2 separate regions of the Homo sapiens genome follow, and region 1 is linked to region 2. The links are chromatin loops, found by intact Hi-C in ENCODE. Cell type or tissue: PC-9. All regions are shown on one strand. Links, peaks and the distances in the headings refer to the core of each region. The heading gives the core; the rest is flanking DNA.

Evidence for each region. Peaks named below come from ENCODE experiments on the same cell type or tissue, not always from the same donor. Only the 100,000 strongest peaks of a DNase experiment are listed, where the experiment ranks them.
Region 1: it touches region 2 in a loop (5-fold over the local background); 3 of 110 quality-filtered maps call a loop at or near these places.

Annotation. Positions count from the first base shown.
Region 1 is chr3:157,776,433-157,792,496 of GRCh38, reverse strand. No RefSeq gene overlaps it. Among named protein-coding and RNA genes, the nearest start is that of VEPH1, 280 kb to the right of the region's middle. In PC-9, for the core only: no CTCF peak of the experiment used is centred there; DNase peaks (open chromatin) are centred at 3,106, 6,066 and 7,256; H3K4me3 peaks cover 1,544 bases; H3K27ac peaks cover 1,687 bases.
Region 2 is chr3:157,611,746-157,627,809 of GRCh38, reverse strand. No RefSeq gene overlaps it. Among named protein-coding and RNA genes, the nearest start is that of VEPH1, 120 kb to the right of the region's middle. RefSeq lists an enhancer at 902-1,071. In PC-9, for the core only: CTCF peaks have their summits at 9,292 and 9,497 (motif pointing left); a DNase peak (open chromatin) is centred at 9,569.

The DNA.
Region 1 (16,064 bases), core at 2,822-10,821, 170 kb before region 2:
AGAATCTAATAGTTCCCTGATGCTTCATATGTAGCTGCTCTCTTCCCAAATAGATTATAAATTCTTGGTAGGCTCTTAGAGGTAACTGGCACAGATATGGTCATAGAATATCACTGAATTCTTTTATAAGTATTGGTTATTTTTAACATACTGGAAGAGACAAGATGCTGGTTGCCTCGCAGTGTTCTGTTGGCAATTGATACTCTTGCTTCAGGTAAATAGTCACCTCTAGAATGTGATTGTGGATCTAAATAAACTGTTTTCTCTTAAACTGTCTGTTGCAAAAGTATAATAGATGTAAGTATTTGATATGTCTTTGTTATCTAGTCCAGTCTCCTCACCTACAAATCCCCTGTGTGGTAATTTTTTGGTTCCCAGGGTTGCTGACACACCTGCAGTCCATTTTCATCTGTTACAGAATGTCAGCATTGTGGCTGGCTCTCACTCAAATTTCTCCTCTTTCCAGAGGAAAGGGTCTAAAGGGTTTATGAGGTTGGCAGTGCTATACCTCGGCTTAGCATTCTGGGCTTATGCAACTACAATGGGGTTAGCAAAATTAGCAGGCACAAGAAACATACAAGGCCAGACCTCATGAGGCCAGCCTGCATTTCCCCTGATGTCCAGGGCTCTCTAGAGCAGAACTCACAGTGTCTCAACATTGGAGCATGGAACATAGCTGCATAGCGAATGAAGCTCAATGTCCTGACCTGATAGTCTTCTGACAATCCTTTAAAATAACTCATTTATAAGGAAGCTAAATTTTCAAGAATGAGTTCCTTCAAATTAAATATTTTGGAATCCATTTTAGTTTGGCTGTTCACAGTAACTTTTATTTGGTCACAAATGTAACTCATGGTAGAAAGTGTAGGCTGGTTATGCCTGGTTCCAACCTTGAGAAATTTAGAACCTCTTCTGAGGTGTATCAATATTTAGAAATTTGAATTTCAGAGGAAAATTTCACCTAAATATTCATCTACAGGAGATCTGAACTAGGCTCTTGGTTCACCGCAAGACTAGTCTCTGGAGACAGAGATGAAAACATTTGATCAAATTAATTTATAACTGCATTTTCAGGCTGTTAAATAGTAACCTGTTGGTTATTCTAAGGGGAAACTTCAATAATAATTCTAATCAAGGGGCTACGGGTATCAAAGTAACTACTGCCTTCCTGCCTGTCTCTATGAGGACAGTTTAAATACTGTAAAAAATAATCAAGACCCCTTTCTCTACTCTTTAATAATATTGTCCCCAAGTGGTACTATTGGTAAGCCTGAGGGCAAATCTCAGGGTATTCTTAGCATGGTTTCCCAGAGAGGGATTCTGTAAGCCAAATCCCCTTGATAATGAGACAAATAGTTTTCCCTGATTTACTGCTAGCCAAAATGTGTGCATTTAAATCTAGGTAACCATACTCATTGTAGCCTTTTTGTTAATTTCTCTTAGGTTGAAGAAAGCCCTTACTAAAGGGAGTTCTTTAGCTGCAAAACTATTTAGATCCTTTTCTGAGTGGTGGCTCACCTGGCTTAACTCTTCAGATACAGTTAAAGTAGAATGGACACAAAGAAAAGTCAATCTAATTTACAAAAAGCAATAACCTGTGATAACCAAATTCATCCAATTGGCTTTTGAGTGTCTCCTCAAAGTTCTAAATTAACTTTCTTTTCAACAAGCTGCAGGTCCGAGTCTCTCCATCTGTTACTCCATAGGATGAGCAGGTAGGCTATAGGCTTACTAATTTTATCACTAACCAGGACCATATTCAGTATAACTAAATTGAAAAAGTTTAAAAATAATTTTAGACACTTTGTAGGGTTTATTGGTTTATCAATGGCTTTTGGATCATATACAGGAACTGTCAGTTAGGCATGTCATCTGATCTTGATCTAGCCTTTTAAAGTTTCTTTTAGCGTTTGTCTACATACCACATCAAAAATCACAGTGGGGAAAGCGAATTCCATTTGTAAGTGGCATGAAAAAGGGCTTCCTCCATATATATACGCATTTCTAATGATTTTCTGTGGTTCAAAGATGAACTGGATGCTCCCTACCAAATGCAAACATACTTCACATTCTGTTGATCCCAGAATGTCACCTAGACTTAATATTGCCTTTGGATTCATGGATGACTTTCTACAGGAGGCAATGCTTTAAGGGTGGCTTTGTCAGGCAGATAAAATGTCAGTGAGCTCTCGGCAGAAGGAACAGCACATTTATATGTAGTTTGGAGACAGCTTGACACCTTGGGGCACTTTAAGTGGTGCCTCAGAGCCAATTGTAGTTCCAAACTATAGTCCTAAACTCAGCCTGGGAAGCTCTCAGCCTGCAGCTTTTGAGTGAAAGTGTGTCAGTCGCTTGCTTTTCAATTCAGAGAATTGCTTTGGTCTCTGCTGTTCCTTTTATGTCCTAAAACTGCCTTCACTTCCATGTGGGTTCCCTGAATTTGGTTCCTTTGCCTTCAGACAAGCACCTTTCTCCTGGCTGGTCTTGGAAACAACAGCTAGCGTGGATGTCTGCCAGGATTTTTATCCAGCCTTTCCCCAAAACAGTCTCAGCTTTCACTGGATTCCTTTCTGGGGGCAGCCTGCAGGGAAGTGACACCAGCTTCTGTCCCAGGCTCCTGGCCCAGATCTTGTCCTTTTTGTATGACTAGGATGGGGATCACTGGTACCCAGGATGCAAAACCAGAGTGGTAAGAAAGGGCCAGATTGCTGAGGCCCTTGCATGGTACATTAAGGTATTTGGAGTCTATCCATAGCTTTGGTGAGCCACTGGGTGAATTTAAGTAGTGGAGTGAGATGATCAATATCCATTTTAGAAAGATGACCTTGGCGGTCTGGAGGAAAGTGAACGAAGTGGGGAATAACAGGAAGCTATGCCAATACTCAAGTTAGAATTGAGGAACAAAGGTAATATCAAAGAGGTTAAAACAAGGAAAGAGATTCAAAATATTTTAAAAGGTAATGTTGATGAGAATTGTTGACTTGGATTTAAAAGTAAGGGAATGGGAAAGAGAGAGAGGTTAAGAAAACTTGCAGGGTGGTGGTGCCATATTACTTGTAATCAGGATCATAGGAGGATGATCAGGTTTAAGGAGAAGTTAATGGGATAACAATGGACTTAGTCATAATATATCTTGAGTGTGAGTCTTCTATGAGGAATCCAGGTAGAACAGCCCAGTACACAGTTGAGACTATGAGGAGAGACGGTTAAAGGTAAAGGCCTATGAGTTGTCATTGGCACCCTAAGTTGTGGTAGAATATTATTCAGCTCTTGATAATTATAATTACTTAAAATGATAATTACTAAGTAGAATGTGAAAACATAAAAAGAACAGGGTAAAAATTGTATCTATTTTGTGACTTCAACTATATAAAAATTGTGTTTATAAACAGATAAAAGTAGGAAAGGGAAATAGAAAAATTAAACAGCAGATTTGTTAAGATGGTGGGTTCTTTTAAAATTTTTCATATTCTGCCTCTTTTAAAAAAGAATTTGCAGTGTCATAAGACTCCATTAATTTTCTAAAAAAGTCACTTCTGTGGTTATAATATTTTTCATGTAATACATTTAAATTGCAAGGGCTGCTGGGTATGGGTGTGAAAATATTAATATGAGATATCATATGAGAAAGTACTTTGTAAACTTCCATGTGAATGATTATTACAATATGAACATGATCCTTTTTCGCCTGTCTAAAGAAGTGATATTTTCATAGTTAGCTTCTAGTATTTTGTGTTCTAGATGTTTGCGTTAGTATACAGATTCTCTACATCATTCTGAAGATCATAGCCATGGAATTTCCTGAAAATTTATAATATGAGCAAAACACAAGTAAAAAAAAAAGGCTTTGATGAAATTTGCTTGGATTATCAGACTCATTTATCGAGAACCTCTATATGCTAGGGGCTATGCTGATGACTTAGGAAAAGAACAAAACATACTCCCTATCTTCAGGAATCTTAGAATTTGGTGTAAGAAATGAAAAGTAAATAAGCAATTATTCAGTGTGATGAATGAGATCAAGGGAGCTTACCAGAATTTTAAGGGAACACATCAAATAAGGCACCAGAGGCTTTCCAGAGAAGATGGTGTCTATGATGAGTGTTGAATAACATGGAGAAGTTGAGTTAAGGACTTGGGGAAAGTACCTTCCAGGAAGGGGAAGGCATCATATGCAAACTCTCAGAAGTAAGAAAGTGTGACACATTCGGGCAACTCGTAGAAGCTTTTACTTTGGCTATTCATAGAGCTGGTATAGAGGGCAAGTGATGCTGAAGATAGAGGGCAAGTCCAGATGGTCTTATTTGCTATGCTCAGAATATTGGACTTGGTCGTGTAAGAAGTGGGGAGTCGTTGGAAGACTAGCAAAGGGAGCAACATAATTAGAAAAGTTATTCTGGATGTAGTGTGTTGAATGATTGGGATGGACCTGGAGGGAAGCCCAAGACCCCTGTAGCTGTTGCTATGATGCAGAAAGAGAATCGTGAGCCTGAATCGGGTAAGCAGGACTGAAGAGTAGAAAATGGAGGTGGGAGCTATTCATGAAGAGGAATCAGCAACACTTGGTGTTGGAGTGTAGAAAGTGAGGGAAAGAGAAGAGTCAAGGATGATCCCTGGGTTTCTGGCTTGGAGAATGAGATCTTTCTCTCCCCTAAGAAGGGGAAAACAGGAGGAGCAGGTTTGGGTTGGTAAGCTCAATTTTGGTACATTGAGTTGGAGGATTCTGTGGGATAGCAGTGTGATGAAAAAAAATCTAATGGGTGGTGGTGTATATCAATCTAGACTTTGGATGAGAGATTTTACTAAGATTTCTCAGGTGAGGGAGCTAAAATCTGAAGTAGACATTAAAGAAGTTAGTACTGTGTGTCTGGCACATATAGGATGCAGATGCAAGTGAATATATCACTGAATAAATTAATGGAGTTGTGGATTCTTTGGAATTGGAGGAAGCTTCAAGGACCATCTAGTCTAATAGATTACACAGTAACTTAAGTTGGATTCAGAAACCTAGGCTTTATGAATTTAGATCCAGTTGTCTTTCTGCTCTATACTGCTGCTGGGGTGGACATAGAAGAGAGAACTGAATGAAGAAAAGCATGAAAGAGGAAACTGGCTTGGTGAGAGCAAGAAGCAGGAGTTTGCTACCAAGTAGTGGTAAATGAGGTGACCATCCCTGACTCTCACCCAACACCAACACACCAGACCAACTTCTGAGGTCCTATAATGGTAGGCAGGGGAGAGGCCTCTTGAATGGCATTCCTAAAAGGCAGTCAAATTTTCACGGCTTGTCCACCTTCTGGAGGCCCAGATTTCTCCCCCTTTGTTTAGGTGAGGGGTCACTTTGCCTCTATGTGAGAGTTATGAAGGGCTGCTTTGTTCTGGGAGAAATTTTGTCACCTGTACAAGTCAAAAGCCATGATTTCCATGGCTCTGTGAACTCAGGCAAAACCATGGATTTTCATAAAGAAAGATTCAATTGTGTAATAGCTTTCTCACTGCCGTGATGTTTCAGGACAACCTGACTGTAATGTCATTTCCATGCTTCTAAATTGTTTTTTATCACAGATGAAATGAAATGAAGCTGTTAATGACAAGCTGAATGGGAAATGCATCTGGCAGCCCTGTGAGGGATGAATCAGCTGCCCTCTCCTCGTGAGAGCAACACCTTGCTTTTATTTTGCCCAGCTCTTCAAAGTGAAATGGCAAATAGCATTAGCAGATCAGGCCGGGAGGACTGAAGGCAACTTTGTGGTGTACGTAATTTGGTGCTTCTTTGCTGCTGGATGTATTTGTGTTAAGTGCCCCCATCTATTCAAATATCAGAGGAGGAATTTTTGAATTTGGGTAGTACTGACTCTCTTAGGTTGGTAGGGAGTTTGCAGGGTAGATTGTGTGATAAAGAAAATTAACCATTTCTTGAGGCTGGCCTCCTTGAGGCTGGCCTCCTTGAGGCCTGGGTAAAAGGTTATAAGGACAGATCTCATTAGGCTGAAAGGTGTTTTATATTATCAAAGCAGGGCTTTCTCAAGGCAGTTTGTCCTTTTGCCTGGGGGAAGATGAGTTTTCTAAATGACTCAACTACTTTTTGGCATACTTTTGCATTTGGTTCATTTCCAGGTACCAGAAAGAATGTAAATATGGAATGAATCAACTTTTTCCACATTTTTCTCTAGCAGTTCTTTTATGAAGAACAGATTTTCCATAGAGGAAATTTAAAAATACATAAAACTGAGAAACGATGGTGTTGTTGAGAGCGGCCTCATTTTCCATGTCACTTTGTAACTGGCAATGCACACTGTATTCAAATGGCATTAATATAAAGTATAGAGTTTGTTTCAATTAGCTTCATTTCTCCTCAAGATGAGAAATTATCATAAATCCCTGAAATAACAGTTGACTCAGAGATGCTTGTGTCATTGCACTGGGATTTTTTTACAGCTTTTCTTAAAAAAGCTACACTTAGTTATAAAAATGATTAAACTCTCATTTAATGCATTTGATATGGGCCTTTTGCCTAAATTAGGAATGAGGAGAGGAGGGCAATACTGTAACTCAAAGACAGAAAAATTATACTTTTGCAGTAAATTTGGGTAGAATATTTTTCCCATTTTAGAGCATTTTTCTACATGGAACCCAAGAATTTTCATTAGCATTCAGTTCAGATTTTTTTGTTGGATGCCACTCTTTTGAATGATTTGAAAATATTTTTCTGGTGCATCTGTAAACATCTGAAAATTCGATATTTGGTAAAAGACAATTGATATGGACAGCTCAAAAAGCCAGAACTTTATGCAAAACAGTATCTGGATTGCCATCTAAATGAAAACCGCATGTCAAACAGATGCCATAAATATGAATTCAGACAAATGCCCATTGATAGTTTTTCTGTGGTGCATCTTAGATGGTTCAGTGAGTTACAGATCTTGTGAAGTGCAGCCTGTTTGGTATGCTGAAGGCAAGTTAAAGTTCCCTTCCTTTCTATTGTGACACTACAAGTCTAACCTTTATTGTCAGGGTCTCAGCTGAATTTTCTAACAGCACATGAGTGGGAATTCATGGAAATAGCATGTGTTTCACCAGTTTCCTTTATTTCTCCCTCAGGACAAGCAGCTGTCAGGTCAGCCCCCCATTGCAGAGCTTGAAGCCATCAAGAGCAGGGATATATTTGCCTTGTTCTGAGGGCAGGCTTTCTGCTGACTCCGGAGATCACATAAATACCTTCAGGCCAGTGTGTCTGAGTCATCAGTGAGTGACCTCCTTGACAGGCTGAAACCACAAAATGGGACTTATGGAGCCGGCGAAGCAGGCTGCCCAGCTCCAGGTTCAGCTGAAGCAATCAACAGAAGGGGAGATTCGTTCATGTTCACACTCCCATTTTTCTACATGGTAGGAAACTAATTCCAGAGAGTAATAGTAGTGTAACAATGCATACACATAACTTTCATAACCCCGTTACCTCCAGTGCTTTACAATGAAATCCAGAGTCCGTGATAGAACATGTTCCTTAAGTTCTTTATAGTTACAACTAGACATAGTTTTAGAAAGGAAGCTTGACTTTTTAAAATATGAGTTTAACATCTTTTCGTTAGCAGACCTCACTTGGGTGAGGTAAGGAAGGCTAGTTTTGCTATTAACCTAGCTTGCTTCCCTAGGTCATGGGACGTGAGCTTCCTAGGATGAGAAGGGAGGAAGATGCCAGTCTTTGTTTTCAAGTGGTTGCCATTGTTGTGTGGAGTTGAGAGCTCATTTACTTTGTGTCCTTAAAAAGTGTATTTCTCTGTTTTTTCTCAGTAATAATTTCTAACACTAACTTATTGCTAGACTACTCACCTAGATCATTGTATTCACTTCTTGAAATAACCCTGTAATTAATATTATTGGCCTGAGGGTGAAACCAAAGCTGATGGGATAAATAACTTGCCGGAAGTCATGCTAATAAGGGGTAACTGACCAATTTGAATCTGCCTATCTGCCCACAGAGCTTATATTCTTCTTCATTTACCGAGGCTTGAAAAATGTGTGAACCAGCCAAGGGATGTACTAATTTTGTCTTCACACTGCAGGTCTGATGGGAATGTGGAACAACTGCATTTATTAAGTACACTTAGTACATTGTTTTTAAGTTTTTGATTTTTTTTCATTTATTCAACAAACATGTAGTAAAAACTTTCTACTAGGTGCTGGGGATATAGCTATGAACAAAACGAGTAAAGAAAAAACCTTCTATGTAGAAGTCAGAATGAGGCAGAGTGAGAACTCAACCTGCTTTTGCTAAAGGGAAGGAAGAGGCTATGACTCAAAGAATACAGACATCATGTAGAAGCTGGGCAAGGCGCTAGGAGATGGATTCTTCTCTAGAGACTCCATAAAAGGAACGCAGCCCTGCTAACATTTTGATTCTAGCCCAGTAAGATCCATGTCAAACTTTTAACCTATAGAAGTGTAAGATAAAAAATTTGAATTGTTTTATGCCACCAAATTTGTGGTAATTTGTTAAAGCAGCAATAGTAAACTCATGCAGATGGCACTGAAAGATTTTCCTCAGAGTCTGGGCATCATCAGATTTGCTGTCTTCATGAGATTCTTGCACTAGCAGTGTAGAGCCTGGATCACTGGGGCCAAGGCTAAAGGCAGAGAGATGAACTAGGAGGTACTGTAAAGACAAAACAACAGAGAGTCAGAGTCCACCATAAGGCAGTGGATTTGAGTTTGTTTGCTTGTTTGGCAAAGCATTTGTAGAATAAATGTTGTAAAGCTGAAGAGAAGGAGCCAGAGATGAGCACGTTTTAAAAATTGAGGATAAGGGGCTGGGCGCGGTGGCTCACGCCTGTAATCCCAGCACTTTGGGAGGCCGAGGCGGGCGGATCACAAGGTCGGCAGATCGAGACCATCCTGGCTAACACGGTGAAACCCCGTCTCTACTAAAAATACAAAAAATTAACGCCGGGCGTGGTGGCGGGCGCCTGTAGTCCCAGCTACTCTGGAGGCTGAGGCAGAAGAATGGCGTGAACCTGGGAGGCGGAGCTTGCAGTGAGCCGAGATCGCGCCACTGCACTCCAGCCTGTGCACTCTAGCCTGGGCGACAGAGCGAGACTCCGTCTCAAAAAAATAATAATAATAAAAATAAATAAATAAAAAAATTGAGGATAAGGAGAGACACTTGTTGTTGTAGGTGTCTGAGTGCGTAGGAAAAGAAGAGACAGGTGTCAGCCTGTGGGATAGGCAGGATGTGTTGCGAGGGAGAGTGTCACTATTTCTGGTGGAATTTTGGAGCAATGCTAGTGATGCTGCTTATGATGGAGATGGTGGAGTGATAGTGATGGTAGGAATGGGAGTATTTGGGCATGGATAGAAGGAAATGGAGGCACCCAGGTATGAGGGCTTCTCTATTTCTTTGTGGAGAAGAAGGGGAGTGCATCAACTGAAAGCCAGGAAGGTAGAGGTTCACAATAGCCCCTGTGCAGAGTGGAGGGGGTGGGGCAGGCTTAGTGGTGTTAAGCCTTGCCCTTTTTGGCATCACTTTTTGAGGTTGTATTATATATATATATATAATATATATATAATATATATATTTAATATATTATATATTATATATATTAAATTATATATATAATAAATTATATATTATATATATTATATATGATATATATTATACATATCATATATAATATATATATTATATAATATATATTATATATATATATATATCTTCCCTGACCAATGCTCAGCAACCTAGGAGTAGGAACAGAGATGGGCATGTTGAGGAGTAAGGATTTGGAAGAGAGAAGCGAGTGAGGTATTCTACCCCTCCCTTTAGTGAGGAAGTGATTTTTACATGGAATGGAAGGAAAAACCATTTCGTTTTGTTTGAGACTGATTTCATGAATTCCCAAGAAGTATATCTACATCTATCCTATGATTCTCTACAAAACCTTCTTCGTTCAGTTCACAACCAGATCTTTCCTTCAAATCAGGGTCATTATCTTCTGTTAAGGCAAATATATCAAGAAGAAAGGCCAGCCAGCCATGCCTATCTTTGTAGGAATGAGTCAGCTCCTTTCCTGGGAAAAAGTGTCACTGGGGAAAAAATGAGTGGGAGGACCACATTGAGTTAATTTGGAGGAAGGGCCCCATCTTGGGAATAGAAGGTTTAATTGCTGGAGCTCTGAAGGTAAATGGCTTCTCGGCCACCTATATTTACCTTCCAGGTTCCCAAAGGGAATGCTGGGGCCTGGCTAGGGGGTTAGGGAATGGCAGGACCTTACTTCCCATAGGCAACCTAGGGATTTTGTGCTCTGTCAAGGTTTGCCTTGCTTACACATTGAAGTATGTTTGCATGTGGTCCTGTGGAAGGCAAATGTGAGAGACTATGGGAGAGGACAGGGAAGATACATATTCCCTTTGGGACTGTGAGAAGTCCCTGTCACTGTCTGTCAACAGAGAGAAGCTATGTAGTGCGATCTTACGTAACTTAAAATGGGAGAGATGAGAAGGCATAGCATTCAATCCAGAAGTCCCTTGAGGGCTGGTAACTCTCTTTGGGAGGGATACCCTAAAAAGAATGCACAGCTTGTTAGGGTTAGAGTTCTGTTTAATATCAAAGGAAACCTTTCTCATCTTTAAGAAACATGTATAAAGAGAGTCTGTAATCCCCGGTGCCTCAGATTTATGCTTTCCAAATGTGGACACCTATTTTACCATGAGCTCGATATCTTTTTAATGGACTACAAATATTTGAAATGTGTAAACACCAGGAAGGATGAGTATTTTAAGTGTGTAGGGTTGGAGCTGGATTAGGAGAACTTGGATAGCGGAGGGAAGCATGAGACAAGACGTCCCAGCAGTCTAAACTGCTGGATAGGAGCATATTCTTAGACCAGGGAAAGTGGAAATATTCTTTCATTTGAACTTGCAGAAGTCACTCATCCAAAAGCATCTTTCTTTTTTGGGGGTGTGCTGTCTTTGAATTTTATCCTTTTCCTGGTGCTAGAGGGACTGTGTTCTTCCTTCTGTACACACCAGCCTTTCAGAAGAGGTGGGGGTCAAGTGTATCTTGGACATCTCCCCACTCTCCCCACCACAATGATACTAATATACATCTTCTCTTCTTTGTCTTCAACCCAAACTTTCTCTTAGGGGAATTAATAGCTTCAAAGCCAAATACCGACATGATTAGAAAAGATTGTTCATTCTAAATAGAGTGGTATGTTTCCAGTCAAAATAATCTCTGGAGTCTTCTTTGTGGTTTTCCTTACTGCACTTCCTTAATCAGACACACCTCCACTGGAGATCCTCCATTTTCTCAGGTGTGGAATGGGAAGAGAATATACTGTATAATATTTTGGTGAAGATTAAATGAGATATTAACACAGGTGAATCACTTGCACATAGAGAGCCAGCAATACTAATTCACTTCAGTTGACAATGAATTATATCCTGGTTTTCCTAATGTTTATTGATGTTTTCATGCATTTATGTACTCTTTAAATTATTTAGAACTTGAATGTTGTAGTTCCATGGGTCTCAGCTGTGGGTGTTTTGTTTTGGTCATAAAGTACCCATTGGTAAGTGGCAGGATGGCACAGTGGTGAGAACATGATCCCTGGAACGAGACTGACTGGGTTTCAATTGAGGCTTCACCTCCATTTAACTGCATCATCCTGGAGAGACTCTTTACTTCTTTGTGCCTCAATTTCTTTATTACAAAGGAAGGGGGGAATGATAATTATATAACCTGCCTCATTGGGTTGTTCTGAGGATTAAATGAATTAATATGCACAAAGCATGTAGTGCTTGGTGCCAGTAAGGGCTATTAACAGTGATTGTTGCTACCATATTTTTTAGTGCCCATAAGACATTTAGAATAGTGTCCAGTACATGTTACCTGTTTCTTCTTCTTAAAATTTCAATAGTTTTTGGAGGCACAGGTGGTTTTTGGTTACATGGATAAGTTCTTTAGTGGTGAGTTCTGAGATTTCAGTGCACCTGTCACCTGAGCAGTGTACACTGTACCCAGTATGTAGTCTTTTATACCTCAACCCCCTCCCAAACTTACCCCCAGGGTCCTCAAAGTCCATTATATCATTCTTATGCCTTTGCATGCTCATAGCTTAGCTCCCACTTGTAAGTGAGAACATATGATATTTGGTTTTCCATTCCTGAGTTACTTCACGTAGAATAACACCTCCAGCTCTATCTGAGTTGCTGCAAAAGACATTCTTTCATTCCTTTTTATAGCTGAGTAGTATTCCATGGTGTATATATACCACATTTTAAATCCACACATTGGTTGATGGACACTTAGGTCGGTTCCATATCTTTTTCTTCCATGTGTCTTTTCCACATAATGACTTCTTTTCCTTGGATAGATACCCAGTAGTGGGATTGCTGTACAAAATGGTAGTTCTACTTTTAGTTCTCTAAGGAATATCCATACTGTTTTCCATAATGGTTGTACTAATCTACATTCCCACCAGCAATGTAAAAGTGTTCCCTTTTCACCACATCCATCTGTCATTTTTTGACTTTTGAATTGTGGCCATTCTTGCAGGAGTAAGGTGATATCTCATTGAGGTTTTAATTTCCATTTCCCTGATGATTAGTGATGTTGCACATTTTTTCATATGTTTGTTGGTTGTTTGGGTATCTTCTTTTGAGAAATGTCTATTCATCTCCTTTGCCCATGTTTTGATGGAACTATTTGTTTTTTTCTTGCTGATTTGTTTGAGTTCCTTGTAGATTCTGGGTACTAGACCTTTGTCAGATGCACAGTTTGCAAATATTTTCTCCCATTCTGTGGGCTGTCTGTTTCCTCTGCTGATTATTTCTTTTGCTGTGCAGACGGCTTTTACTTTAATTAGGTCCCATCTATTTATTTTTGGTTTTGTTACATTTGCTTTTGGGGTCTTAGCTATGAATTCTTTGCCTAAGCCAATGTCCAGAATAATTTTTTCTGATGTTATCTTCCAGGATTTGTATGGTTTCAGGTCCTAGGTTTAAGTCATTGATCCATCTTGAGTTGCTTTTTGTATAAGGTGAGAGATTGGGATCCAGTTTCATTCTTCTACATGTGGCTGGTTTTCTTAGTACCATTTATTGAATAGTATGTCCTTTCCCCAATTTGTGTTTTTGTGTGCTTTGTTCAAAGATCAGTTGGTTCTAACTATTTGGCTTTATTTCTGAATCCTCTATTCTGTTCCATTGATCTACATGCCTATTTTTATACCAGTACCATTCTGTTTTGGTAACTATAACCTTGTAGTATAGTTTGAAGTCAGATAGTATAACACCTCCAGATTTGTTCTTTTTGCTTGGTATTGCTTTGGCTATTTGGGCTCTTTGTTGGTTCCATATGAATTTTAGGGTTGTTTTTTCTAGTTCTGTGAGGAATTATGATGGTATTTTGATGGGAATTGCATTGAATCTGTAGATTGCTTTTGGCAGTATTTATAATATTGATTCTACTCATCCATGAGCATGGGTTGCGTTTCCATTTGTTTGTGTCCTCTATGATTTCTTTCAGCAGTGTTTTGTAGTTTTCCTCGTAGAGGTCTTTCACCTCCTTGGTTAAGTATATCCTAAGAATTTTATTTTATTTTATTTTTACAACTGTTGTAAAGGGGATTGAGTTCTTGATTTGATTCTCAGCTTTGTCATTTGGGTGTATAGCAGCGCTACTGATTTGTATACATTGATTTGTATTCTGAGACTTAGCTGAATTCATTCATCAGATCTAGGAGCTTTTTGGATGAGTCTTTAAAGTTTTCTAGGTATATGATTATATTATTGGTGAAGAGCGAAAGTTTCACTTCTTCTTTTCCAATTTGGATGCCTTTTCTTTTTCTTTGTCTTATTACTCTGGCTAAGACTTTCCTTGTTAGCTGTTTCTACAAAACATGGTTAAAGATCTTTGATCCATGAATCTAAATTCCAACTTCTTGAGAATAATTCTAGACGTAGAATGATTTCTAGTACCAGAACTGGGAATTATTAGCAGTAGGTAAGGTAGCAACAAAAGTCTGCAGAAGGCAGTGGCTTAGTTGGCTTAGTTGGCTGGGACTTTCAGGCCTTGATCCAGGCTCCTCCGGACACCAGGTGGTTGTGTGTTTCTTAAATATCATGTGCTACACTTGCAAACTGTTGGCCTATGAACCCAACTGTGCCCGTAGATAGGTTCTGTTTAGCCAGCCCAGGAAATAAAAAAGATAAATTGGTTGCCAATATTTAAAATTGGGGCTGTTTCTCATAAAACTCTGGACTTCCTTCCTCTCAAACAATGAGAGGATCTACAGCTCTGGACTTGCTCTCTTTCATGGCAGCCATCTGTTTTAACTGTAGAGCTGCTCATTTTAGATTGCTCATTCACTTTTCTTCTCCACAGTCCCCACCACTTCTTATTACTTTATATCTGGCCCACTTCAGTCATCTGTGTTATTGTCTGATCCCTGTAGGCCTCTGAGTTTGCAGCTCCTACTGTAAACTAATATGAAAGAAGTGTTGCTGGGATCAGCAGAAGATGGTATATGCAATGTGGAGAGAGATACTGTTCATCTAGTCTTGATTCATGACATGTTTCCTCAGCTTAAAAATTGGTCATTTCACATAAGTTATTATCAATACCTCTAAGTAGAGTCAATTTATGCATCTCAGGTGTACCACCTTGATATCTAACACTGGCAGTTACTACCAGAAAATGTTCAGTATAGATTGGAAACCATCAGGACATGGCACTAAAAAGGGTACCTATATTAACATGCCATTGTCAGAGTTACACAACATATGTTTAAATGAAAATAATCCCTGATAATTATGGCTTTGTAATATAATGCTTCTGGAAAAATAGTTTTCCTGAATACCAGAGAATAAAACAAAGACATTTGGAATCCAACTGTAGGGACATCTTTAGCAGTTGGACATTTTAAGTTGGGTACCAAGTTCCTACTTAGAGAATTAAAAGCAGGATGGCCGAAGGAACAATGTGGCTGATCTTTAGTATATCCAGGATGATGGGGAATATATCTTAAATATTAAATGTAGGTGTGTTTACTCCCACCAAACCATCACACTGGCCCTGGAACCACCTTTTGAAACAAGTCATGGAATAAAAGGGTATTTCTGTTCTTCAAACTACAGTGCTCCAAAGGCGATGTCCTATAATTACATTTAGTCAGAGGTCCAGAGACATGTGTCAAATGAGAGATGTGCTTACCATAGGTAGGTGTTGTTCAATCGGTATCTGAATGAAAATGTTTCTCCTTCACTTGCGAACATGGTAGAGGATTCAGAAACTCCATGTTTCCTCAAGGCTTTCTAGATCAAGCAGAAGAACATCATTTTGTCGGAGTATACAGCTCAGCATTGCATCATGCAATGCAAATGACAAGACATGCTTCTTTATCAGCAGAGATGTATGTTAATATAACTGTCACATTAAATATTTGCTGCTGTTGGCTCAGTTAATGGCTGTCATAAAAATGTGGCAATATCTGGCATTTTAAGTGTGTGTGGTGCCTAATGTAGAGTTTGCTATTGTAAATAAGCCACACATTTAGAACTAATTACATGCAACCTATGATAGCAGGTTTATTTTTTTTACAAAGATCTGAGCTGTGATCAGCACTTGTAATCACAAAGCAAGGAAAAAATAAGGAATGACAGCAACACCTTCATGTTGAAAGCAAAGTCTTGTCCTGAAGTGCTGTGAAGTATTAAATGTTTTTCAATAGAAAGTGATGATGATTAGTCAGAAACAGATATAATTATGAAATAGCCAGGATCTGGCTTTTCTACTGTGTTTACATCCACACACATTTTTTAAAAACTTTATCTAATCTAGTAAACACTCAAATGGTATCATTTTGAATATATATATACAGGAATTATATATATATATATATACACATGCAGGACCATACCTTAGTAAATGGTCACGAAATTGACTTGCAGAGTGATCAGTGAGAACAATTATCAATAAATTTCAGCTTATTTTTCATGTATAATAAAATGTAATAAAGATAACCTTTGATAAGTTTAGTCATGTTCACAACAATCATTTGCACATCTAT
Region 2 (16,064 bases), core at 5,238-13,237:
TGAAATGTCTAGAACAAGCAAATTCATAGAAACAGAAAGTATATTAGAGATTACCAAGGTCAAAGGAAAGGGAGAATGAGAACTTGTTCAATGGTTATGAAGTTTCTGTTTAGGGTGATGATCAAATTTTGGTGGTGAAAACCATAGTGGTGGTAGTTGCACAATATTATGAATGTAATTAATGACACTAAATTGTACACCTAAAATGGTTAAAATGGCAAATTTTATGTCATATATATTTTACCATAATTTTAAAAAAGAATATATTATACCAAAAACCATTGAATTGTACACTTTAAATAGGTGAACTGTAGAGCATATAAATTCTGCCTCAACAAAAGCTTTTTAAAAGATCTGAAGGAAATATGACAAAATACAAATATTTATTAATTCTTGGAAATGGGTAAAGATGTTTAATTATTTTCTGTACTTGTCTAATAGTTCAAAAACAATTTTCTAAATCAAAGAAACAAGACAAGAATCAAGGGGGTGGGAGAATGATATAATAAAGAGAATATAAACACTTAAGAAGAGAGAAATAAAACAGACAACATTACCACCTCATCACACTTGGAAATACCTGTGCATCTGGAAGCAAACCATCTGTCTGCCCACTATTTACTGCAAAATGGTGAAAGAAGGAAATATTGACCAAAAAAAGAATTTGTTGTTCTTCTATTTTTCATTTGCACTATACAGGTACTAAGAGGCTAGTGTTTGTTTACCTGGAGATGCTTATCTCTACTAGTGGGAGAGGACAGTCAGAAGCACCTGGGGCATGTTGGAACGTTCCCAAGTTCACTCATCCCATTCCAGGGTTCCACACTGCTCTGAAATCACTCTTCCTGGGAACTCATATTGCCACTCCCACCTTTGCTCCACAGCGTATATCCCTGATCTAGAGCAATGGTTCAGTGACACTCTGCTCACAATGCCAACGACTAGTCCACAGCTGCTGAAGAAGAGGCCAGGATATGCCTTCCTGCCCTCTTGGCTAGAACTGTGGGGTGAGTAGGGGAAACATGATGCTCTAGGCCAAGCTGTCTGAAAGGAGACACTGTGTGGTCAAATGTGTGTTTGGTAGATATTCTACAGTGCACACAAGGATGAGTTGAGATTGGAAAATAAAAGATTCAAAATTCGATACCGCCATTGTTCTGGTAAGGTCCCCGTGAAGCCCTTTGTGTGGAGCATGAGATTCTTCAAGCAAGTGCCACTCTATTCCAAGACTTTCTTTTTCGGTAGCCTGCCTGTCTCCTAAAGTGACTGATGCTTATGACCTGAAAGATACAGCTTATTGATACAACCTGACTATAATACACCAGTTTTAAGCTAGCAGCCAATGTCATATTTGAGAAGTTAACATATGAGTGGCTTTTTCTATAAGTTTTTAAATGATTGGGGATTTATTTGGATGGAGCATCCTGGTTCCTGCTGAGCCTCACTGTTGGGCAAGAAAGGACCTGGTTGTCTTGGAGTTCACAGAGCTTTCAGGAGGGCTCCATCCTTATTGCCCTTCTACACCTTCAGCATGACTTGTCCCCTGCCCAGGTGGAGAGGAACCAGAGCCCTGAGAGCTCTTCTGGACCAGATCCTCCTCTTCCTTCTCCACCAGCACCGAAGTCTACTCGTGTTTTACTTACAACCTGGTCTGACTTCCCTGTACTATAGTCCACTCATTTGGAAGAAAAACAACTACCTCTAGCAATGATTCCTGGAACTAGAAAATTATTCCTTATTTGTCAAAATCAAATATTCTGAATTTATTCAAATGCAGAAAAGTTAATAACACCAAAAGATCCACATTCAATTTATTATTTCATGGATAGATGCTTCCAAATAAACTAATATTATGCATAGGTTACAGAAGCCTTAATTGAATTTTAATTTTTTATATGGGCTTTAGGAAACAAAAATTAAATCTTTTGGGGAAAGCAATATAAACTGAAAAGCAAAACAGCTGATGTCTAAAAGTAAGAGTAATTTTCCCTGGATCTACTATTTGTCCTAGGAACTCAGTAGGAATTAGGGTTAGTGACAGCAGCAAACATCTTTATAGGTCTCATCAAAGATGGAAAATTAATCTAGTTGGTATGTTTCAGATATCTGACCACTTCATGCATAATTTCACATCAGTTTGCTGTCATAAGGGACACTCTGTGATATGCCAGGAGCTGGCTTCAGTCCATAGGGTATTCCTTACTAATAGTACTAAAAACAGGTCGGTGTGCTGCAGGGTGGTCTCTCCATCCTACAGACATGAGGCCATAATGTTTGTTTCCATAGAATTTAGACTAAAGAGAGAAGGGATCAAACTTGCAACATCATGTGCACAGTGATCTGGAAAGTGTTGGCAAAAGCATATAGACCCTGGCACCAGGCTGGAGTTTGAATCCAGGACCCATTGCCAACTAACTAGATTATGTTGGGCAAGTTTCTTGTATGTGAAATAGAGGTAATATCATAGCACCCTTGTGTGTTAGTTTGCTAGGGCTGATGTAACAATAAGTACCACAAACTGGGTGACTTAAACAACAGAAATTTATTCTTTCACAGTTCAGGAGGCCAGAAGTCCAAAATCAAGATGTGGGCAGGGTTGGTTCCTTCTGAAGGCTCTGAGGGAGAATCTGTTCCATGCCTCTCTCCTAGCTCCTGATGGTTGCAGGCAATCTTTGGCATCCCTTGGCTTGTGTGTGTACTACTCCAATCACCTCTGTCATCACATGACCTTCTTCCCCGTGTACCTCTATGTCCAATCTCCTTTGCCTTTCTCTTATAAGGACACCAGTCATTGAATTCAGGGCTCATTCTGATTCACTATGGTGTCATCTTAACTCAATTAAATCTGCAAAAATCTTATTTCCAAATAAGGTCACATTTGGGTTAGGACTTAAACATATCTTTGGGGGCAGGGACACAATTTGACCCACTACACCATGCCATGGCTTTGTAAATAGTATTTTATTTGACAGTTTAGAGAAGCATTTAGCACAGTGCCTGGGCTCATCGTAGGTATTCACAAAATGCTACTTTCCTTCCTCTGAGAACATGATACTTTTAAAAAGTGCTTCTTTGACCTGTTCGGTAGTCAGCATAACTATCAGATTGTGTTTCTCAATTATAGACAAAAAACTATTATTTCATTGAAATCTGTGGATTTCCTAAGTATTTTTTCATCTTATTTAGGAATGTAACAGAAAACTACAATAAAATTTAAAGAAATGTCTGAAACTCAGCTATTCCTTCTAGTGGAAGTGAAGCTGCCTTTAAAAACAAATGTGCTACATAGCCGGGCACGGTGGATCACACCTGTAACCCCAGCACTTTGGGAGGCTGAAGCAGGCAGATCACAAGGTCAGGAGATCGAGATCATCCCGGCTAACACGGTGAAATGCTGTCTGTACTAAAAATACAAAAAATTAGCCGGGTGTAGTGGTGCGCAACTGTAGTCCCAGCTACTTGGGAGGCTGAAGCAGGAGAATCTCTTGAACCCTGGAGGCAGAGGTTGCAGTGAGCCAAGATCATGGCACTGCACTCCAGCCTGGGCAACAGAGCAAGACTCTGTCTCAAAAAAAAAAAAAAGTGCTACAAATGTTCCTCACAATCACTGTCATGTAAGCAAATCTGGCCTTTCATGCCTGTCTGCTTATTGGTAAATACTGAATGGCAGCTGGTCAATGAGACCAATGGTGCTTTAATAATAGCCACAAAAGCCTATTTAGGATAAACAATAGAAAAAGCATGTTTTAAAATGCTTATAACTGGTTAAGAAATACAGCAGAAGTATAAAAATTTAATAATTTCACTTGATATTGAGAAATATAAGCACTATTTCTTAAAATTTCAATTGCATTAATTCAAAACCTTATGCAGAATAAGAAAAGAGCAATATGCCAGATTCTTTGGCTAAATCCTTCATTGTCACAGTCTTAAATTATTGCAAAGACCTGAAGATTTCAGAATAATGATGATACAGAGCAGTAACTTTCTATCACTGCACAAAATGTACAGAGCTATAAATCTTATTATAATATAACATAGAGTTTTAGAGATGCTTAAAATCCTTTTAAATACCAAGTCAGCTAGTTGGTAAAATGTAGCATCCGCAATTTGCTGATAGACAAACTAAGGTGAATGACCTCACTATAATCATGGCAGAGGAAAGGGTGGATTTGCTTAGCTAATTACACTTCAACTGATCTGGTCTACAACCTCCTCTGTAATTTTTATTTTTTAATGAAAAATACAAAAGTTTGCAAACATCTTGTCTGCCTTATAAGTGTTTCCCCCAGGACTATTTAAAGATCAAAAAAGAAAATTTCAAACATGCAATCTGGCAAAAAAAAAAAAAAAAAGCAAGGAAATAAATAGCCAAAAAAGTGCTCTGTCTACAGTAGGCAAACCACTAGCTAAGGCTTTCTTCTTCCATAGTCTTCAACTCTTTCCTTCCTTCATCAATTCAATTATTCCAGGGATACCTTAATATTATGGTCCTAGGAGAGTCCACCTGCCTTCTCCTTTTTGATACCTTGTTTGCAGGCTCATGAGCTACCTCATTTTAACACAACCGTTTATAATGCTTCCAAAATCCCCTGTCCCTTGCTTTCCGATCATCACTCCTGTGCCTTAGCTGTCCAGCACCAGGTATATACATAATTAATATTCATCAATGCTGACAATTCCTGGCTCTCCCTGCTTGTCCCTTACTCTTGCTGGGAATACCACTTTAGGATACAGCTCATCCAGGGGAAATTTATTCTGCCTCTCTCCTTGCCTTGCTCTTGATACAAACCAGCTAAAAGCAATTTAGGACAGTGGTGAGTTTACCAAGAATTCTAACAGAATTGTTTCCTGAAAGCCGGCCTGTTGAAAAATCTTGGAGGCTAAGGAAATGTGCCCAACACAAGAAGTTTTGTTTGTGTCACTGTTTACCCTGACGCCCCCATCGCTATCTTTAATGATTAAATCTAGTGGCAGAAAGGAAGTTCTGCAGAAAAAAGTCTGTGTGGGCTTTTTCAAAGGACAAGTCTAGTGAACCTGCCTGGTACACATTCTTCTGGGATTTCAGTTCATAAGAATAATATCAACAATCACAAAACAAGTGCAGAAACGACAAAACTCACCACCACACACACACAAAAGTGAGGCAAGCAGAGGCATCATCTGCCTTTGTGAGTCCAGGAAAAAAGTTTCTTTTAAAGTAAAAATCACAAGCACCAATGCAGCTTTGGGGACAGGGGCCTACAGAGAGAGGGAGGTCCAATGCCAGATGTTTGATAGCCTGTGGGAGGGAGTGGGCTCAGTCAGCTGCACCAGCCATGAGTGGAGCTGCTCTTCCTTGAATGTATGGCCTGGAATACTTCCAGCGGATACATCCCTTCAGTAATGGTAAACTCAAACTTGAGCTGGGGGAACAAGGTTAGGACAAAGCGAACCCCAAGATGTCAGAAAATCAGTGAGGATTAAGAGCATGTCAGCTGATGTTGAAGTCAAACTTTAGACCAGAGGAGTTGGTGTGAAGGAGTCAGTTTTATGAGGATAACAGGGAGACACTAGGGCTTGATGGCTCTGGGACCCTGGGGATGGAGCGGAACTCCATAACTCCCTGTGTGAGAGTGCCCTCTTGCTCTATCCTCCTCTATCTCAAGCTCTGTTGGCTGATTTGAAAGGGAACGAGGTAATATCTGAAAGCGCAGCAGGGGTGGGAATGAGAATGATGCTCGGAGAACACCGTCCAGGCTTCTGCCCCCTCACTGTAAAGTGACGAGGGTGGGCACAACATTTTCATATTGTTGCCCGATGAGGATGGTAATGGAGACAGACAAGGCTTAGAAACTGAGGATTTCTCTCTCTCTCTCTCGCTCTCTCTCTCTCTATATATATACACACACACACATATATATACATACATGCATATGTGTATACATACATATATGTGTGTGTATATATACACGTGTATATATACATACACACACACACACACACACGTGAGTGTGTTACAGTGTGGTCTCTCCACCCGACAGACATGAGGCCATAATGTTTGTTCCCATAGAACTTAGACTAAAGAGAGAAGGGATCAAATTTGCAACATCATGTGCACAGTGATCTGGAAAGTGTTGGCAAAAGCATATAGACCCTGGCACCAGGCTGGAGTTTGAATCCAGGACCCATTGCCAACTAACTAGATTATGTTGGGCAAGTTTCTTGTACGTGAAATAGAGGTAATATCGTAGCACCCTTGTGTGTTAGTTTGCTAGGGCTGACGTAACAATAAGTACCACAAACTGGTTGACTTAAACAACAGAAATTTATTCTTTCACAGTTCAGGAGGCCAGAAGTCCAAAATCAAGATGTAGGCAGGGTTGGTTCCTTCTGAAGGCTCTGAGGGAGAATCTGTTCCATGGCTCTCTCAACAGAGGAGACAATGGAGTCTGCCTCTGTTGCCCAGGTTGGATCGCAGTGGCATGATCTCGGCTCACTGCAACCTCTGCTTCCCAGGTTCAAACAATTCTCCTGCCTCAGCCTCCTGAGTAGCTGAAACTACAGGCATGTGCCACCATGCCTGGCTGTTTTTTTTGTATTTTTAGTAGAGATGGAGTTTCACTATATTGGCCAGGCTGGTCACTATATTATGTATATATTTTTTTGAGATGGAGTCTCACTTGGTCATCAAGGCTGGAGTACAGCGGCGTGATCTCAATTCACTGCAGCCTCGGCCTCCTGGGTTCAAGTGATTCTCCTGCCTCAGCCACCTGAGTAGCTAGGATTACAGGTGTGAGTCACTGTGCCCGGTCTGTCTTAGTATATTTCTTTACAAAAAACCCTCCCCACCATGAATCCAACAGCCCAGTGGATGAAATTTTGCTTATGTGTATTTCACACCCAAATTCTTTACATGTGAAGAATATGCTGTTCATCCATTGTCATAGACCATCTGTGCTGAGTTTTGCTACAGGTGGAGTGAGGAACCCTGATAAGCCATTTATAGTCTCAATCCCAGTTCTTCTTGATTTCAGGGCCTTCATTTAAAAAAAAAAAAAAGGCCAGTTTGCATAAATGCTTGTGAAATAGATTGAAGCAAATGGGTTAAATATTTACATCAAAACTACTAGTTAACATATTCCAGCTAACTAAACTTACTGACCATGTAGGTTTATAACTGTATATAGGTTTATAACATTTTCTAACACCAAACAGCTAATATCTGTTTTGAATTAATATAGTATACTAATGTTTAGCTCTCCTTTTACCAAGGTTAATTGTTAATTATTCCAAGGCAATTATTTATGTGCTTGAAAGCGGGTTTGCTGAGCCTGGGTCCTCAGTGTTGTGTTTTAGGATTTGTAAGAGGCAAATACGCTTGCATAAAGGCAAATTAATTATTTAGAGACGAAAGCCTTCATGAATGCAGTGGGCCATTACAAGAATTAGACTTCTCAAAAGGAGGCTAGTAGCAGCACTCCTCCTCTCCAAATAATCAGAATTATATGTCTGGCCTGAAAATATGCACAAGAATGCATATACACCCACAAATACTTGTGTGGGCTTGCTGCTTCCCTCTCTGCCCCATCCCTTTTTATTATTTTAGCCAAAAGACTCAGAAACAGATCACTTACAGAATTTTAGAGCAAATAATCCACTTGGTCATTCCACCAGGCTCCAAAAGATAGACCTTTGAACAACGACAGCTGGAAAATCCTGAGGCATCGGACACACTAATAGAGGATTCTCCTCCTGTTTTCAGGAGTCTTTGAAAACCGAAAGGCATAGTCCACAGCACAACATGTGACAAGACATTTATTTTCATCTATTTGCTGTAAGCCGTTGAAAACTAGAAATATCAAATTAGATCAAATGTTTTAAAATAGGTTAAAATCGATCCTTTCCTTGCATTTTGGGTTCTGCCCAAATAGTCCTCAGATTGGAGCCTCTGCAGCATGAATATATATTTCATCATAAGAGCAAAAGCAAAGCCCCTAATGGTGATAATTACTGTCACCAAAATAGAAGGCTAATTGTCAGAGGAGTTCTTTCCTCTCCATGCGATGAAGGGCTAGGCAGGAATGCCTGGCGTCTTTGGGCAGAGACATTTTTTCCTTTCAGTTTTTTCAGGACGTTTAAAAATTATTTCATCTATAGACACAGAGTAATCGGATAAAAATCCAGTGAGAATTTTGTCAGACAAAGGCTTTATTAGGTGTTTTGTTTTGTTTGGTCCCCGCCAACCCTCTTTGAGGAATAGAAAATGTGGAAACCACAAGGCACACAGCCCTTGCGACTTTGGCCTGGACTGCTGGTGTTTATTCTTTTATTTTTAGGACTCTCATCCAAGGGTAAGCAGCACCTTTCTTAAAGAAACTCCAGACCCTTGACTGCCTTTCTCTTATCATTAATCCTCACAACTTCCCGGAGAAGCTGGGAAGAGACAGCGCTCTGCATCCTCCTTTATAGATGGAGAAGCTGAGGTTTGGGAAGGTTAAATGACTTGCCCAAGGTTATTTAGCAAATTAGGAGAGTCCACTTGGGAATGGAGCTTTGGGTTCTTAGGTTCTGGGGCTGCAGCCAGGAAACCCCAGCCACAAAGAATCTCTTTTGTGCTTGATTTTGTTCACGTGCCTATTTATATAGAAAGAAAATAAGTAAATGTTTCAGTTCTTCTGCCCTCTCCCTTTATGCCACACCAATACACACACACGCACACACATGCGCGCATATGCACACACACACACATATGCATGCACACATGCACATACACACCATTAGCCATGGGGGAAAGAGATAGCCCTAAATTAGAACTTCCAAATAAACTCACTGATTTGCTGCAATGATCTCAATGTATTCTATTGTTTTAGACCCTATTGCATGAAGGTGTCACTCCTACATCCTGTCCTCACTCTGAGAACTGGGCTCATATATCTCATTATAGCCATATTTAAAGAGTTGGTAAAAGAACAACCACTCCATTGATATGGAATTTCTTTAAAAAAAAACTTTAAAGAGGATTTACTGCTGTTATCATAGCGGAGAATAAAGATGGTGTGTAATTCATGGAGAAGAAAAAAATTTCCTACAAATCAAGGTGCTCTTGCAGGCTGCACTGGATTCGCATTCAGGAATGAGACTTGATGATGTGAAGCCCTTGTGCTCAGGAGTGAGTAGTGTCAAGGCAGGGGGAAGAAAGAGACCACATCTTAAGGAACACATTTTTCTACTCAGTTACAGGGCTGGGAATACAATAATGACATGCTCAAAGTTTTAAAGGTGAACTCACACAGAAACACCGACTGTGGGGAGAAGTGACCTGTCCTGAGGAAAGAGGGAGAGGAATATCAAAGTCTGGTAGAAAAGAAAAGAATACCATCTTCAGGGCAAGTAGTACCTTCTCGCTTGTGTAGATGCAGGTTTGTAAGTACAATAGATCCTTTGGTAAAATGTTTGCACCGAAGAGGCTGAGTTATTTTATTTTTGAATTGCAAGTTCTCCATCTAGTGGTCAGTTTCTAGAACAACAAGTTCATGGTGTTACTGATGTCATCCTTTGGATGCAAATTACTTAGTTCGCCTTTTTTTTTTTTTTTTTTTAATGACTAATGCCTGCATCAATCATAGCAAGCTATTGAGCATATAACTTCCGGCAGGCACAGTTGGCAGTGGTTTTCAAGAACTAAAAGTATTTGTATATTGGCAATTTAAATCACAGCATTTTCCATTGCTGAGAACAACTTCCCTGACTTATTATTTAAAATTTAATTACCTTGACATTGTTTCTGAGGTGAAAAAATAGTCCATAAGAAAATTTATGAAAATGTATGCTTAAATTCAACATGTATTCTTCAACAGGAGAAAATGAAAGGGAGTCAGGCGTTCATTGGGTATTTGGTCACTAAACAAAATGTCTATGAACTGTTTTTAAGTTTAATATTCTTGATGGAGCTTGCTGGGCAAGGAAAGATAAGGAGTCTGCTGACCTCTAAAGAAACAAGGGGATCTGATGTGGCTACATTGTCCACTGCAGTGGTCTCCAAGTGTGAGAATTATACTACTGATTGTATTGGAGAAAAATTCTTCTCACTGATGACATTAGATAGCATTGGAATCAGGTCCAGAATCAGTTTCAGTTTTGTCCTCTTAGGTCTTTAACATCCCTGAAACCTGCCAATCATCCTTTCTAATAAAAGAGAACGGATTTCCAGCATGTTTTCTTTGCCCAGGCAACAATATACAGTTAAAATTTCATTTACTATTTTGCATTGTCTTTAGTTAATAACTTCCTATTAATGGCAAGTGATACCGCCTTTTCATAAAGTCATGATATAAAATTTCCCTTTAAGATAAATTTATTGAAATAAAAATATGAGTCAATTTGAAGAAAAAACATTGAATTGTATAGAAAGCATATGGACACGGGAACATCTCACGGATGCAGGCCAATAGCAACATGAGCTGAAAAAGATTCTACTCTGGGAACTCAGGGTCTGTTCACTGCTCTGGATCTGCCACTCACCCTCTGTAATTACCTGCGTGTGTTACTTAAATCTCTTTCGACCTCCATTTTCCTCATCCATGGAGTGTGGCTTCTTAAAGCAACTTTTAAAGTGGAATTATTCTTTGCCTGAATTCAGAAGATGGGCATGGAGATAAGGAAGCAAATAGAACATCCTAAAGCAATCTTCGCCAAAGAATGAGTGGGACACATGGAAGACCCAAGGACACACAGAGGTGGTGAATTATGTCCAGCCTCCGACCTGTACTTACCTACAAGCCCCAAATTATAGTCATGGTCTCCAAAATTCTAGCTCATGCATACTAAAGACCCATTAAATCAAAGAAGTATCAAAATATATCATTTCTTATTATGGGATATCAGAAACAGAGTAGAATCCTGCTTCTTAAAGCCGTGCAAAGGACAACCCAGTGGGCATACAATGTGGCTTTGGCCCCCCTGAAGGCAGGCTTCTCCTGAAGCAGAAGAAACACTTGCTGGGGAAAGCTGGGCCTGAGGGGGCCCAGGGGCTGAGGCCTTCATAGCAGAGAAGCACCACATATGCATAGAGCAGTGTCCACGTGGGTTCACATGGACTGCGGGAGCCTGAGATGAAACTCCACCTTCTTCTTCACTGAGCCCCAGCCTGGGCCTCATGCCCATGGTCTGTGTATGCTGTCTCATCCAGCCCTGACACCAACCCTGAAATACAGGTATGTTACCCAGTGTTAACACAGGTGCAAACTGAGGCTCAGAACGAGTGAGTTCCTTGCCAGAGGGCACTTGACTTATAAGTGGCAACACCAAGCTTGAGCCTGGGTCTCTGTGATCTTGGAAATGCAGATTCCACTGCCAGCTGGGACAGGAAGCCTGGGCTCCACATGGGAAGCCATGACCCCCTGTACCCCCCACCATAGACAAAAGCACTGGGGCACAGAGAGATTGGCTTTTCCCCTCTCTGGGGTATGATTGGTGAAGTTAATCAGCCCTGAGTCTCTAGTGTTCATTCTGTGACACAGCACACACACACACACACACACACACGCATGCACGCATGCACATATACACCAAAGTTACCAGTTCCAAACCTTTTGTTTTATTCCTCTTAACCCTCCCCTACCCATTCACTCCCATAAGAACTATGGCCAATCCTGTCCAGGCTTGAAGAACTGGAGCCATTCAGTGATACGCTGCCCTGGGTCACAGATGGCCACATGGAGTGACTGCCCCCATCCCAAAGAAGAAGAAAGGATTCCCCCCGCCTTCCTCCCTGTCTCCATCAGGAACCTACATGATGCTTCCTTCTCCTGTGGCAGACGACTCTCCTCTGTCCACCCTAGAATTGATCTATGAAATATAAAACTAAGTCACCAAATGAGAGAATAGCCAATTGCCAGAAAACACAATAAGCAGCTGAATTCTTGTGCTCTTCTGAAATGACCCCAATATACTCAGTAGGTACCATGTGTCAGGCACTGCAGTAGGCAGGGGGTGGGAAAGAAGAGGCCTAGGGCCCCACTCATGCTCCCTTAGAAGGAAAGATGCAAAGTGGTATGACTTACTACAATCCATGGTGGAGTGAAGCGTCATGTCACCTCTTTGTGCATTGGTTGTTTCTTTTCCATTGTCAAATGGAGATAATAACACCACCTATGTTGTAGGGTTGTTTTGAGGAAAAGACCCATACACTTAACATGTGGCCTGGTACATAATAATACATGCTATGCACCAACATCCTTCTCCTCATCATCACCATTGAGATAATGACCGTGTTAGACTTTGGGTGACATTAGGGGTAAGCTTTGATGGCTGGAATTGGGCAGATAGAGAGGTTTGTAGCAAGAGCAGTGTGGTGCTCTGGGTGAGGGAATTATTCTGAAATAAAGTCAATGGGTGGAAAAGCTGAAAGAGAGAGGTTGAGTTTAGGGAACTCTTAGAAATGTGGCTTGGCAGGAAAGCAGGCCTGTGAAGGGAGCGGTGAGCCAGTGTGATGAAGGACCTGCAACTCTGAGGTGAGGAGTTTGAATGGATAAGCAGTGGAGACCCACCAAAGACATCTATTGATTAGGGTAAGATAAGGAGATAGGTATTTCCTCTGAGTAAAGTAAACATAGACAGGGAAAAATCAAGGCAAGGGAGACCAGTCAGGTAGCAGTAAATCATCCAAACGACTGAAAGGTAAGCACTTTGACCTGGTGTATCCTGACCAGGGTGACTCAGAAATCCAGACACCGTTACTCCCTGTTCTTTCTCCTCTGAAGTGTGGCTTCTATTCAAACAGAGCAATGGGAATCACCATTGTCAGAAGCTGAACTCACATGCCCATTGCCCAATGCCCCATACAGGAGAAATTTAATGAAAACCCAAGTCCATTTCCTCTAAGATTGTGACTTCTAGTCTTTCCTGGAGCTTAAAAGGAAGGCTGAGACAAAGTTCGGATGAAAGTTTGCAGAGCACCACTGACCTCAGCTCCTGGTCTGAGGACAGCCTGTCTCAGAGACTCCCTTGCCTCTTCTTTCTGGGATTGTGATTGGTGGGTGCAGCCTGAGACGTGGTTGGCTGAAGAAGTCTCTTCGTGAGGGAATTAAGCTACTGTGGCTTCATAGGAGGCCAGTTCCAGAGCCGTCTCACCTCCCATTTACCTTCATCCTCTCCTGTGGAACTGGTGTTTTCCTTAGGCCCAAAAGGAGACAAGAGCTGTGAGAGAGGGAGGTGAGGTTTTTTTTGTTTTTTGTTGTTGTTTGTTTGTTTGTTTGTTTGTTTTGAGATGGAGTTTCGCTGTCGTCACCCAGCCTGGAGTGCAATGGCACGATCTCGGCTCAATGCAACCTCCACTTCCTAGGTTCAAGAGATTCTCCTGCCTCAGCCTCTCAAGTAGCTGGGATTACAAGCACCTGCCACCATGGCCAGCTAATTTTTGTATTTTTAGTAGAGACGGGGTTTCGCCATGTTTGCCAGGATGGTCTCGATCTCCTGACCTCAGATGATCCATCTGCCGAGTTTGGCCTCCTAAAGTGGTGGGATTACAGGCAGGAGTCTTTTGAGAGGATCCATCACAATGGTTGGGCAGAAGCTCAATGATTCTAACTTGGCTCATGAATGGCGTGGGGGTAGGAAACACAGCCAAAATATTGGCTATGATTTGAATGTGTCCCCTCCAAAATTCAAGTGTTGCAGTGTGATAATATAAAGATATGAGGCCTTAAGTGATTGGGGCATGAGGGCTTCTCCTGGTGAATGGGATCAAGGCCCTTATAAAAGTGCCTCTGCACGCAGGCTCATTTGCTTGGTCTTCTGCTAGCCCCCTTCCAAAGGATACAGCCTCCACCAGACACCAAACCTGATGGTGCCTTGATCTTGGACCCTCCAACCTCCAGAACTGTGGGAAGTAAATTTCTGTCTGTTATAAATTACCTGGTCTGCGATACTCATAGCACACAAAACAGGCTAAGACATCATCCATATTCACATCTGTGTATTGGTTAATTTTTACTTGGGAAACAGTTTTAGTTCCTTCTGCTAATATAGAATGTAGGGATTCTAGGCCTAAAATGTGACAGTCAGTGTTTACCTCCTCACCCCCACCCTGGTTTTTGTTCAATACAATCAAATAAGAAACCTGCAGCACCTCGTGGTATGGCAGTGGCCACTGGATGGAGCTGGGAATGAAGTGCTGGGCTCCCAGGCTCTGCTGACCCCTGCGGTGCCACTGGGTGAGCCATCTCACCTCCCTCCTTTTCCTTTCCTCGTCTGCGCAATGATGGGGTCCTCTTGCCATCTAAAACTCTTTTCCAGTCTTAGAAAAGGCGAGGGCCAGGCATAGTCATGTCCATTTTAGTTTTATTCCCAAACTGTTTTCCTCACTGATTAACTAGAACAGATTTGGGACTGTGGGAAAGAAAAATATGAATGGTGAGGATGGGGTGCCACCGTGCCAGGAGCTGTCCTCAGCACAAGTGAGTCTGGATGGCGCAGGTTTCCTGGCAACTGGGTGGCACAGGTCAGCTCCCAGAGGGTAGCTATTGGTCCGATGCCTTTTCTCTCTGCTTGATGCTAAACTACAGAGAAAATAAGCCCCATGACTCTTTGGAAATTTATTTTCAAGGACAATGATCATCATGAACATCTTTATCAAATAAAGAAACCGTTTAAAAAAATCTCTGTCTTGTTACACTTACATGACTATGTGGAGTTTTTTCAGGGACTGACAACAGGTTTCTGTCGCCCCTTAACTGGCCCCTTCTAAGATGTTGGGACCAGGGCTCAGTCTTAGAATCTGTAGGGAATGTTGGAGTAGACAGTCCCTGAGGCACACTTTCTCAGAACATGGTATGTGTCTAAACATACATTCAGATATAGCCCACCCTCCACGGAAGCAAGAACACTGCTGGGCAGCCAGCTAGGCCCACTCACTAGCAAAGAACTCATTTCTGCCTTTCTGCAAGGGTGATTCAAATTCACCCTTCCACAAGATAGTCACGGGCCTTCCACAGCCCACATTGTTTGCCAAAGATCTGTGGTCCTGCCTGACCCCACAGGTGAAGCAGTGGGGAGAATGTCCTGCAGTTCTTCCCATCTGACTTTGCAGCAGGCCTTTAGCTTCCTGGCCTGTGCTGTACTGGAAGTGGGATCTACCCTCTGAGCCCTCAACAGGCCTAAGTAATAGCTGGGGAGATAGAGACTCCTGCCCTGTTGGCTGATTCTTCTGTCCCTCGGGGTGCATTGTTGCTCTTTGTAGCACCAGAGGGGAAGGAGCGTATTCTTGGCCTGACACTGGCAGAAGAGAAGCCATGTCAGTCTGCCCAAGAACAGCTGGGCCCCAAACAAAGCTGGAGGCTCCTGTTATGCATGCTCCTTTGGGGCTGCTGATCTGCTTTTTAAAATAAACCTGTTTTCCAAGTATCAGATCTGAGATGATGCCAAGATTAAAAGAGCTTCCTTTCATTTTCCTTTTTCCCTCTGGGATGCCATTATGGAATAAGAAGCTGTCACCAGCCTTACCTGGATTACTCTCTAGAAGGAAAGACATCTGGTGGTATTTTTTTCCTTCAGGATAAATATTTTACCTAACTTATCAAAGCCAAATTTCTGGCCCCTTCATCCCATGACTTTAAGCCAGTGTCTGTCCTTTGTGCAAATCTGATTTTGGATTTAAAGTTCCGCAAGGCTTCTTTTGTGGTGGGTTCATGAGTTTTCAGAAGAGAGTGAGAGAGAGGAATAGGGGCTATTTGCTTCATATCGCCCCAGAAGGAAGCTTTGTCTCTACTCTCTTGAGAATCCTCCCTGTTGTTTTTAATATTTGGGGTCCTAATCAGATGCTCCAGTACTTTCCTTTTATTGTTCGTCCCCCTGCCATCCTTTATTGAGGCTGCCATTGCATTAGATAATTACATTCACCCTCCCTGAGCTCCCCCTTCGCAGACCTTCTTGGAAGGCTGAGCTCATGACTCATGCTTCTCTGATATAAAGTGACTCTCTGAATTCATCAATACCTGACACAGGGCTGCCCCTGTCCCCATTAGGCACTGCATCATTGACTGGTTGGTTAATTTCAGAATTTAGTTTAGGGTCATAAGAATGGT